Linked DNA regions of Homo sapiens: regions 2 and 3 are each linked to region 1. Evidence: chromatin contacts called from ENCODE Hi-C or POLR2A ChIA-PET data. All regions are on one chromosome and are shown on one strand. Each heading gives the region's core, a stretch centred on a gene start or an enhancer-like site at or near the end of the contact. The rest is flanking DNA. Distances are from core to core; before and after follow the strand shown.

What was found. A loop is a pair of places that touch in the nucleus more often than their neighbours do. ChIA-PET counts read pairs that join two places held with the same protein, here RNA polymerase II (POLR2A). Pooled maps may share reads with other maps.
Region 2: a map of heart right ventricle shows a loop between it and region 1 (2.9-fold over the local background). The contact joins two enhancer-like sites. A Hi-C loop is called at or near these places in 4 of 168 maps with a recorded cell type or tissue (Calu3, endothelial cell of umbilical vein, heart right ventricle and 1 more), 2 of 37 single-sample maps with no recorded cell type and 6 of 50 pooled maps. POLR2A ChIA-PET finds 5 or more read pairs at or near these places in 2 of 52 experiments (A673 and activated B cell).
Region 3: a pooled map shows a loop between it and region 1 (2.2-fold over the local background). The contact joins two enhancer-like sites. A Hi-C loop is called at or near these places in 1 of 168 maps with a recorded cell type or tissue (PC-9) and 6 of 50 pooled maps. POLR2A ChIA-PET finds 5 or more read pairs at or near these places in 1 of 52 experiments (activated T-cell).

Annotation. Positions count from the first base shown.
Region 1 is chr6:90,189,449-90,192,459 of GRCh38, reverse strand. The region is part of intron 4 of BACH2 (BACH transcriptional regulator 2); the gene reads left to right. Among named protein-coding and RNA genes, the nearest start is that of BACH2, 110 kb to the left of the region's middle. Within about 2 kb of position 1,524, at least 2 of the 41 ENCODE cell types and tissues checked have a DNase peak (open chromatin) inside an H3K27ac peak, as active enhancers do.
Region 2 is chr6:90,397,262-90,400,537 of GRCh38, reverse strand. No RefSeq gene overlaps it. Among named protein-coding and RNA genes, the nearest start is that of MIR4464, 86 kb to the right of the region's middle. Within about 2 kb of position 2,022, at least 4 of the 41 ENCODE cell types and tissues checked have a DNase peak (open chromatin) inside an H3K27ac peak, as active enhancers do.
Region 3 is chr6:90,423,689-90,426,766 of GRCh38, reverse strand. No RefSeq gene overlaps it. Among named protein-coding and RNA genes, the nearest start is that of MIR4464, 110 kb to the right of the region's middle. RefSeq lists an enhancer at 1,202-1,491. Within about 2 kb of position 1,271, at least 4 of the 41 ENCODE cell types and tissues checked have a DNase peak (open chromatin) inside an H3K27ac peak, as active enhancers do.

The sequences.
Region 1 (3,011 bases), core at 275-2,774:
TTTTGAAGGTTGAACGTGGGTTTTGTAAGTGACTAATTGCTTTGTATGTTCCTTTTCAATTACAATAAGAAGTTATGAATTCTCTACATTTAGAACTGCTAAAAATTATTTAGATTTACCTGTTGAATAGGTTTATTCTTTAAAAAAAAAAAAAGGAATCGAGAAAAAATTTCCACTGTAAATTTTTGGATTCTCCAAGGAATTTGTAAGAAATCTCCCATGAAAAAGAGAGTGATAGCAATTTGAAAAGGATAAGTAGTTGCAGTCTGAAAACTCAGTAGGTAGTGTGAAAGCACATTAATACTGAACCATAATATGTAATGTAAGATTTTAGTCATTAAGAAACCACTATATTGCTGTCTTATTGTTCTGTTACTTTAAAACACAGTTTTTACCTAAAGACTTAAAACCCACCAATGGTATTATAAATTTCCTTTTGGTCAAAAAACTGACAGTTGTACTGTAGCAAAGCTAGTCATTTGAACAGTGGCCTTTTCATTTATAATGGTTATAGTTTTTAATATGTCAAAATCTTAGCAAGTATTCGAGTCATTTTAAGAATGAATTAAATCCTCATTCATTTTGATATTATGAATTCAGATTTTAGAGAAGGGTCTAGGATGAAGTTTGTCCTTTGTAGATATTTGATAAATAATCATTATTTTAAGTATTACCATTTTATGGAATCCCTGTTTGCCAGATACTGCATTAGCCTCTTTACAATAGACTATATTATTGCTAATTTTCAAACCCAATTTGCACAGTAGTTGGTATTATTCCCACTTTACAGATGGGGAAACGCAGAGACCCTTAAGTAATGAGCCCAATAATCACGTGTCTAGATAAAGCAGATCCAATATTTGAATTTGGATCTTAGTGACTCCAAAATCCATGCACGTTTCCATTCCGTCACATTGGAATGTCCTAAGCGTATTTGTTGAATTGAATTCGAAATATATTGAGTAAATTTGCAATGAACTAAACACAAATACAAAATCCCAGAATGAATGTTTTAGTTCTTAAAAGAATGAGCCATTTGCAAATGTGCGGATGAATGCAGTAGTTGAAAATTTGTTCCATCTAATCATTAAAGCAAGTCTCTAGGACTTTTACTCGGTGACAGTTTAGTAGACTGCCACTTCCTTAAATATGTGAGCAGTGTTTGATTCAGAATACTTCTTAAATATCCATTATGTGACCAAATTAGAGTTCTTTAGAACTCTTACAGTTCCTTAAAACTGGTTTCTACTTCACACTCTCACACTTGCCCTCCTTTCTGAATGTGGCCAGGTTATGCAGGTCTTACTGATTTACAGAAGCAAACACAAGAAAAGGTAGCCTTAAGTCACGGATGGGCCTGGCCCGAAGGCAAGATGAAGAAAACCAGTGAGAAGCTCAACCAGAAACCTAAAATGAAAGAAAGCTCTCCTCTTGAAACACTTCACCTTTTCTCCTTTCCTAGCAAAATGATAGGCCTGATTTGTGATGGTTCAGAGTTGCTATCTGCATCATTTTCAGTTTCATCCAGTTTACTTTCTCATAGTTTCTGCCGAGCAATTATGGCCAAGCCACATCCCCTGTTTGGAACTTGGTGTCTCCATATGTGAAACAAAGCAGTGGAATTAGATCAGAGTCGTTGGTCTGGGGTCTTAGCCTAGGTTGGCTTCAGGGGTTGTCTCTAAAATGCTGGGAAGTGAATACAATATTTGGTATGCATATACATTTTTCTGGAGGGAGAATGGTTCATAGCTCCCATCAGATTCGCCAAGGGGCTTCAGCTTACAAAGAAATCAGTGGGCCAGATTATCTTTGAAGTCTGTAGGGACTCTAGCATTTTAGTTTTCTATAAATTTTATCGTACACAGACTATCACAGGCAAGATAGTTGAGAAAATAAATGGGTTTTGTTTCCTTTCTACAGTGTGACATGTAAGGGAAACTTGGAGTGTTTTTACTATAGACAACTGCTTTTCTGTTCTGTAAGATAAGTGTTCTGGAATGTTTGTGGATAGTGACAAAATTCTGTTATTAGCAGAAGAGCAGAAATAGTAAATCAATTAGAAGTGATTCACATTTTGGTGATGAATGAACATTTTTTCAGGCCTGAATATTTCTTACAGTTATCTGTAATGGTAGCTTAAAGAGTCATTTAAAATAGCACTTTCCTATTTGGAATCTCAGACGCTTGGAATGTTAGTGCCTAAAAATGCTCAGAGTTGGCTGCTTGCGGTGGCTCACGCCTATAATCCCACCACTTTGGGAGGCCCAGGAGGGCGGATCACAAGGTCAGGAGTTCAAGACCAGTTTGGCCAACATAGTGAAACCCTGTCTGTACTAAAAATACAAAAAGTTAGACGAGTGTGGTGGTGTGCACCTGTAATCCCAGCTACTCGGGAGGCTGAGGCAAGAGAACCACATGAACCCCTGTGACAGAGGTTGCAGTGAGCCGAGATCATGCCGTTGCACTCCAGCCCAGGTGACAGTGCAAGACTCCATCTTTAAAAAAAAAATGCTCAGAGTTAATAGACCAATTCCTACCCCAAAGAAGCAGAGGCTTCAGAGGGGAGATGATATATCTTTGGTTCTTTCACTGCCATAGTCTCTGTTTGGAGAGCATACTGTCCTGCCAGAGAACCTTCTCATATGTGTCATGGCTCAGCAGATTAACCAACCTGAAGCAAGATCCCTATTGCTCAGCAGATAAACAGATGAAAGAATAAAGAAAAATACTTGAGCACCTCCTCCTTCTGGTAGGGAAGAAAAAGAATTAAGTAGCATCCCCTGTCCAGCTGTTTAGTTTGAAGCCAAAGGAAGCCCACTCTTTTTTTTTTTTTTTTTTTTTTTTTGAGACGGAGTCTCGCTCTGTCGCCCAGGCCGGACTGCGGACTGCAGTGGCGCAATCTCGGCTCACTGCAAGCTCCGCTTCCCGGGTTCACGCCATTCTCCTGCCTCAGCCTCCCGAGTAGCTGGGACTACGGGCGCCCGCCACCGCGCCCGGCTAATTTTTTGTAT
Region 2 (3,276 bases), core at 773-3,272, 210 kb before region 1:
GCACTCACACTAATGAAGCCATTTCTTTCTTGACTTCACTGTGCTCTTGGCCCAGTGACAGTGATCAGAAATAATCAGGCGCGATCAAGCCCATGCTACCCTGGACAGGGGGTAATATTTCCATCGAGGGCCTCCCTAGTGGCTTTCCCTCTCTGAGCAGCGGGGACATGGAGTGGCTGTCAAAACACCAAGGCAGGCCCAGGAAAGATGCTCATCTCCGGGGAGGAGAAGAGGTGACAGCCAGCGTGTCTTCAGCCAGGAAGGGGGATGATAGCACAGGGCAGTCCGCAGGGGCATGGCGGGCTGAGAAATCTTCCTGTGGCTGTGGAAATCTTGATAAGGTGGCAAGCGTGTTGTGCAGCGGTATCCTGAGGGCTGCCCGTCCTCCCACGCACCCATGGTGGGCAGGCAAGCTGCACGCTGTCATCGCCTAAGTCAGCAGCATTGGGCACACTTAATTACGGGGGAAGCAGAATCCAATTGCACTTTCTGTGCCAGCTCCTGACTTCACTTGCATCGTCATTTATTTTCCCTTTTTCATACCTCAGTGGAATAAATCTGAAAGATGTTTAGAGCTAAATTTTCACCAGCAGGTCTTCAGAAATGAATACAGGGATGAGGAATTTCATTCATTTATCCTTGCATTGGCTAAGCAAACATTTAATGAGTGCCTGTTGTATCCAGGTACTGTGCTTGGTGGTAGAGGGATTCTCAGATTTGTTTTCTAAGGTGAAAGAATTGGGATTTGGAGTCACTGATATTTTCCATGCTCATCACAAGGGAGAGGGGAGCTATAATATGTGGACATCATAATGAGATAAACTGGAAGTAATCAGCCTAGAAGACACTGTCTGGTTCCTGGAAGGTGAAGATTGAGATGCAGGTTCATAGGTGGGAAGCTCTGCCTTAGATCTGGGCTTTTGCGTTATTTCCATTAATGAGGCATAAGGTGGAAAGGTGGTGCCTCGCATCTGGGTCTGACAATCTTCTCAAATGCCCTAGAAGAAAGTCTTCCCTCCTATGGCCATTTCTCTTTCTCTTTTCTTTTGTTTGGAGAGCTTGTCAGAAAGAAGATTATACAGAGAAATACTGTTGATCATTGGGTCTCCTATGTCATGAAGGTAAATGATTGAGGATTTATTTTCCCTGCAGTTAGGAACCCCAAGCCAAGTCTGTAGGAGTCCTTTAAAGGATAGGGATTCAGACCCAAGTTTGTGTTTCTCCTAATGATACAAGATTGTTTTGAAAACTGACTGAAATGGATATTCCCGAACTCTTTGTCCTCCTTGCTAGAAAAGTCTACGTCTTCTTTGGCTGGTAAGACTAGGAAAGCAGCTCTCGTAGAGAGTTTGCAGATCATGAAATAACACAGCTACAGGGCTTTTCCAACTGGAGCCTAGAGGTTCCTGAGGTTCAGGGGCTTCTGGAAACATATACTTCCGACCTCTCTCCTGCTTCGCTTAACCAGAGAAGGTTCATGCTTAATATTCTTATATATATTAGTTTTCCTTTCTTAAGAGATCGCATCTAAAGAAAGGGTTTCTATACTGAGAGCTAGAGAGGAGAGAAAGAAGGAAGGTAGGAAGGCAGGAAGGCAGGAAGGAAAGAAGGAAGGTCCAAATCACATATTTAACAGAGGAGGAGACCAAGGCCCAGGAAGGCACAAGACTTACCAGGCTCATACAGCTTCCCAGAGCTAGCACTGGAGTGCAGGTGGACATCCTGCAGGGAACTTCCTGGATGCCAAGGCCTTTGAGTACTTTCACATATTTTTAGAGGGCATTTAATATGCTGAGTGTTATTTACTTTTAATTTAGCAAGTTCCAAAATGAACTTCTGTTGGGCCTCTACTGCTTTTGCTCTCTTCAATAGATTGTTGAGGGACAAAGCTCTATCTAAATGTCCCTATCTAACTGAAGAGAAAGACAATCCTGTTATGTTGAAGCTTAGAGGCTGTGATGAGCACCGCTTGTCACGCCCTTGTGGTGTCCTTGTTTGGAGAGGGGTGTTTGTAGAAGCAAGAGCATGAGAGAGGCAGTACAGTTTGCACTGATACAAACCCCCCTCCTCCACAATATATTAGAAGAAGAGAACCTCTGTGATGGGAGAGGAGGCAGAAGCTTGGACTAAGCCAACATCTATAATGAGAATGTCTCATTGAAACAAACTCTTTCCTTTTCAACACTACCTTGGTAGTCAACTTTTCCGTTGTTGCCCAGCTTTATCTTCCTGTCAGCATAAAAAATACCATCATAAGGTGAAATGTGTATGATATTCCCATAAATGCATACTGTCAGGAAGTTTCACTGCCATAAACTTGCCCTATCATTCCTCCCATTTCCTCCAGCTCTGTGCTTATATTCTGGTGCCTGGCAACCCTGTGCCTGCTGCAGTCACACACACAGGGGCAGGCAAGAGGTGAGAGCCTTGGGGAATCCCCTGCAAAAGGGCAGATCTGCCAAGGGCCGTTATCAGATGAGGGTGAGGGGTGTGAGGTGACTCAGACACTGTGAAAAGGCATTATTCATCTAGAACCCTACTTTCCTTTATGGTTCAGAAAACGTGCTCTTGAAATGCTATGTCTAAACAAAGTTCTGCAAATCAGGTCCTGTGTTACGTGGGTTGGAGAATCTTGCTACTCAAATGATTTCCTACAAAGCACCCTCTATCTACGAGACTTCATCCATTTGTTTGTTTATTTGTCCACTCAACAAATACATATTTATTCGGGACTTTGAGCAGGGCACTGGCTCAGGCATTGGGAATATGGGGGAAAATAAGATATGTCCCTGGGCTTATGAGCTTCAGATCATTACACAACTACTACAAGAGAGAAATCCAGAGGTTCTCATTGATCTTTTGCAAAATTGGATCTTCAAATGTAATTGCTTACAGCAGATTAGTAACTAAATAGAATTAGGTCCCTGGGTCAGCTTCCTCTCCTTCCTAGGCTCCTGTCAGCTGATTCTTCCAGAGCAGAATCTCCCACCTCTTCCTTCCAAAGTTGTAGTTTTAGTTTTACTTTGATCCAAGTTTTCTGTTGCTGCCTATTTGAAGTACAATGTGATCTGTTGAGCTTGGATCACAAACACATCTGGGAAAATTACTCTTTGAAGAAACAGCAGGAGATAAGAGCACCTAGTTTGAGCGAAAAGATCATTAGCAACGTCTCATTAACAAATATGTCTCTGCCTGTTTAGGGTCAGGTATCTAAAATCAGGTAGACAGAGCAATTAGCAGGAGGGAGGAGGAAAGATCAAACACTGAGGTTGATCC
Region 3 (3,078 bases), core at 22-2,521, 230 kb before region 1:
CCCAAAGTGCTGCAATTACAGGCATGTAATCAGCCTCTTTTCTATAAAAATATTCTATTGCAGTACTTGATTTAAGGAGATTGTAGAAAATTTGGGGAAAGGTTCCAAGATATTGACACTTTGGTAAATAATTCTTAAGAGAAAAACCAAAAGAGCTTGATCTATTAAGTCAGAAGTGAGATAAGGAACATAAGGACTTTTTCTTGTTTGTATCCAGACCAATAACAACAACAAAAAACATAGACCTGTGAGCAGCTGACATGAAATTTGTGGTGACTAATTAATTTTTAATTAATTAACTTGTGCTGCCTTGTTCATCTACTAATTTCCAGGTTCCCAATGGCTTACTGATAAATTAGTCCTAATGAAATCAAACAGATCTAAAAGGAACCAGTGTTTCTCTCTCCTAGGATTATCTCCATGTTTCTAAAGACAGACCAAAACCAGAAGGTTACTTCCAAGATTTAATCTGTACCAACCAGTCCAAATATTATTGGTTTTCAAGCATTCGATTTCCCTGCACAAAGAGCATGTACTTTCTTAACAGTGACTTGGCACTAAACTCCGTCTTCAAATTTAGCTATGCAGTCTTGACTTTGAACTAGACAGGGGATTTCCATATTTTCCCCATCTTCATTTTAATAAAATGCCTCAATTTTCTTCAGTACTACTTTAAAAAATTCAGGCTCTGTCTCTAAGAAACGAAAGAGTAGAGTGTTGTAGTTTTATAGAAATTTAAATTTAAAGTTTCATATATTATAGGCACCATTCATAAAACTACATATGGAAATTTAGAACTTAAATTAAGCATAAATATTTATCAAAGAGAGGAGTAGGGGCAAGAAATGCATACAGCTAAGGATATGGTAGCTTGAATTAGGATCATGGTAGTGGAAATGAAAATTGAAAGCATTCAGTAAGCGTTTCAGAAGTAGATGGATAATAATGGGGATGGTGGGAGATGACAGATGGCAAGAGAGGAGGCAAGGATGATTTCTAAGTTTTTAGCTCAAGTGACTTGGGGGACACAGTGCCATTTACTGGGATATGTAGGCTAGAGTACAGGTATGAGAAAATAACCCTTTCAATTTTGTAGACATTTTACTTTTGAGAAGCCTAGTAGACTTCCAGATGAAGATGTCAAATAAGACATTAGATATATGACTTTGGGGCTTTGGGGTGAGGTCAGGGCCATAGGTGTTGATTTGGTGGTCATAGGCATAGAGACAGTATTTAAAGCCATAGTCCCTGATGAAGTAAGAGTGTAAAAAAAAAAAAGAGAGAGCGAACTGGGGCTAAGAAGCTAACCCTCATACATGTCACAGTTTAGAGGTTTTGGAAAGAGAAGACAGAAAATGAAACTAAAAAGATGTGAATAGAGAGGAGGAACACCAAGAGTATGAAAGATGAGACAGAGACCAAGAAAAGAAACTAACGAATGTCGCTGAGAGATGAGTCAAGTGAGGAAAGAAAATGACCTCTTGTTTGGGCTACATGAAGGTCAATAGGTCTTCAATGACCTCAAGAACCTTGACATGAGTCCACGGAGTTGTGGGGAGAAAAGCTTGAATGGAAGGTGAAGATGCGAAAATTGTGTCTGTAGTCAACTCTTTCAAGAAATTTTTTTAGACAGGAGGCCCAGAAGTGGTATGATTGTGAGAGGGGAATGTGAGGTCAAGGGGTTTGCTCTGTCATTGTTGTTGTTTTTATTCCTTTTTACTTTGGAAATTTAACCTACAAACAACCAGAGAATAATATAAAGTACCCTCATGTACCCATCACCCAGCTTCAATAATGATCAACTTTTTTGTTTGTTTCAACTATTGCCCCATTAAAATTGTTTTATTAAGGTAAATTTACAAAAGTAAAATTCACTGTTTTGGGTGTACAGTTCTGAGTGTGTATAATTGTATACAGCCATATATAACCACCACTAAAATCAAGACATAGAACAGTTCAATCACCCCCAAATGGTGCTTCCTGCCCCTTTGTAGTCATCTTCTCCTTTCACTCACAGATCCTGAGTCTTCATCTAGCTCTTCTAGACTCTAGACCTCCATATCTGACTCCCTGCTGGAGAGCTCTACTTGTATGTCTCATAGAAATGTCAGATTCACTATGTTTAAAAATAAATTATTGGAAATGAAAAGGCAAGCCACAGACTGGTATAAAAAATATTTGCAAATCATAGCTTCAACAAAAAACATATATCCAACAAAGACCTTATTATTGAGCTACTGTGATTCAATAATAAGACAAACAGCTCAATTTTTTAAATGAGCAAAAGATTTAAATAGATACTTTAACAAAAAGATATACAGATGGCAAATAAACACGTTAGAAGATGCTCGACATTATTAGTCATTATGGAAATGCAAATCAAACCACAACAAGATAGCACTGCATACCCACTAGAATGGCTAAAATTAAAAAGCTAGACCATATCATGTGTTGGCAAGGATGTAGAGCAACTGAAGCTCTCCCATATACTGCTGGTGGGAATGTAAAATGATATCATCACTTTGGAAAATGGTTTGTCAGTTTCTTTAAAAGTTAAACATATACTTAACCATATAATTTAGCTATCCCACTCATAGATACTTACCCAAGCTATAAATGAAAGCATGCCCAAGAGAAAGAAAAACATCATCTGTACACACAAAGACTTGTACACTCATGTTCCTAGCAGCTTTATTTGTAACAGTCTAAATTAAAAACAACCCAAATGTCCATCGACAGGTGAATGAATAAAAAATTTTGGTGTATCTATACAATGGAATATTACTCAGCAATAAAAGGAAGTGAACTATTGATACACACAACGTGGATAGATTCAAAATAATTATGCTGAATGGGAGAAGCCAAACAAAAAGGAGTAATTCATATAGTATTCAATTCATGTCAAATTCTAGAAAATCCAAACTAATATACAGTGACAGAAAGCAGATCAGTGGTTCCCTGGGATGACAGGGCACAGATGGAGTGATGGATTATAAAGGAACACCAGGAAGCTTTTGAAGATGATGGAAATGTTTATTATGTTGACCATGGTAATGCTTTCATGGGGTACAAACATGT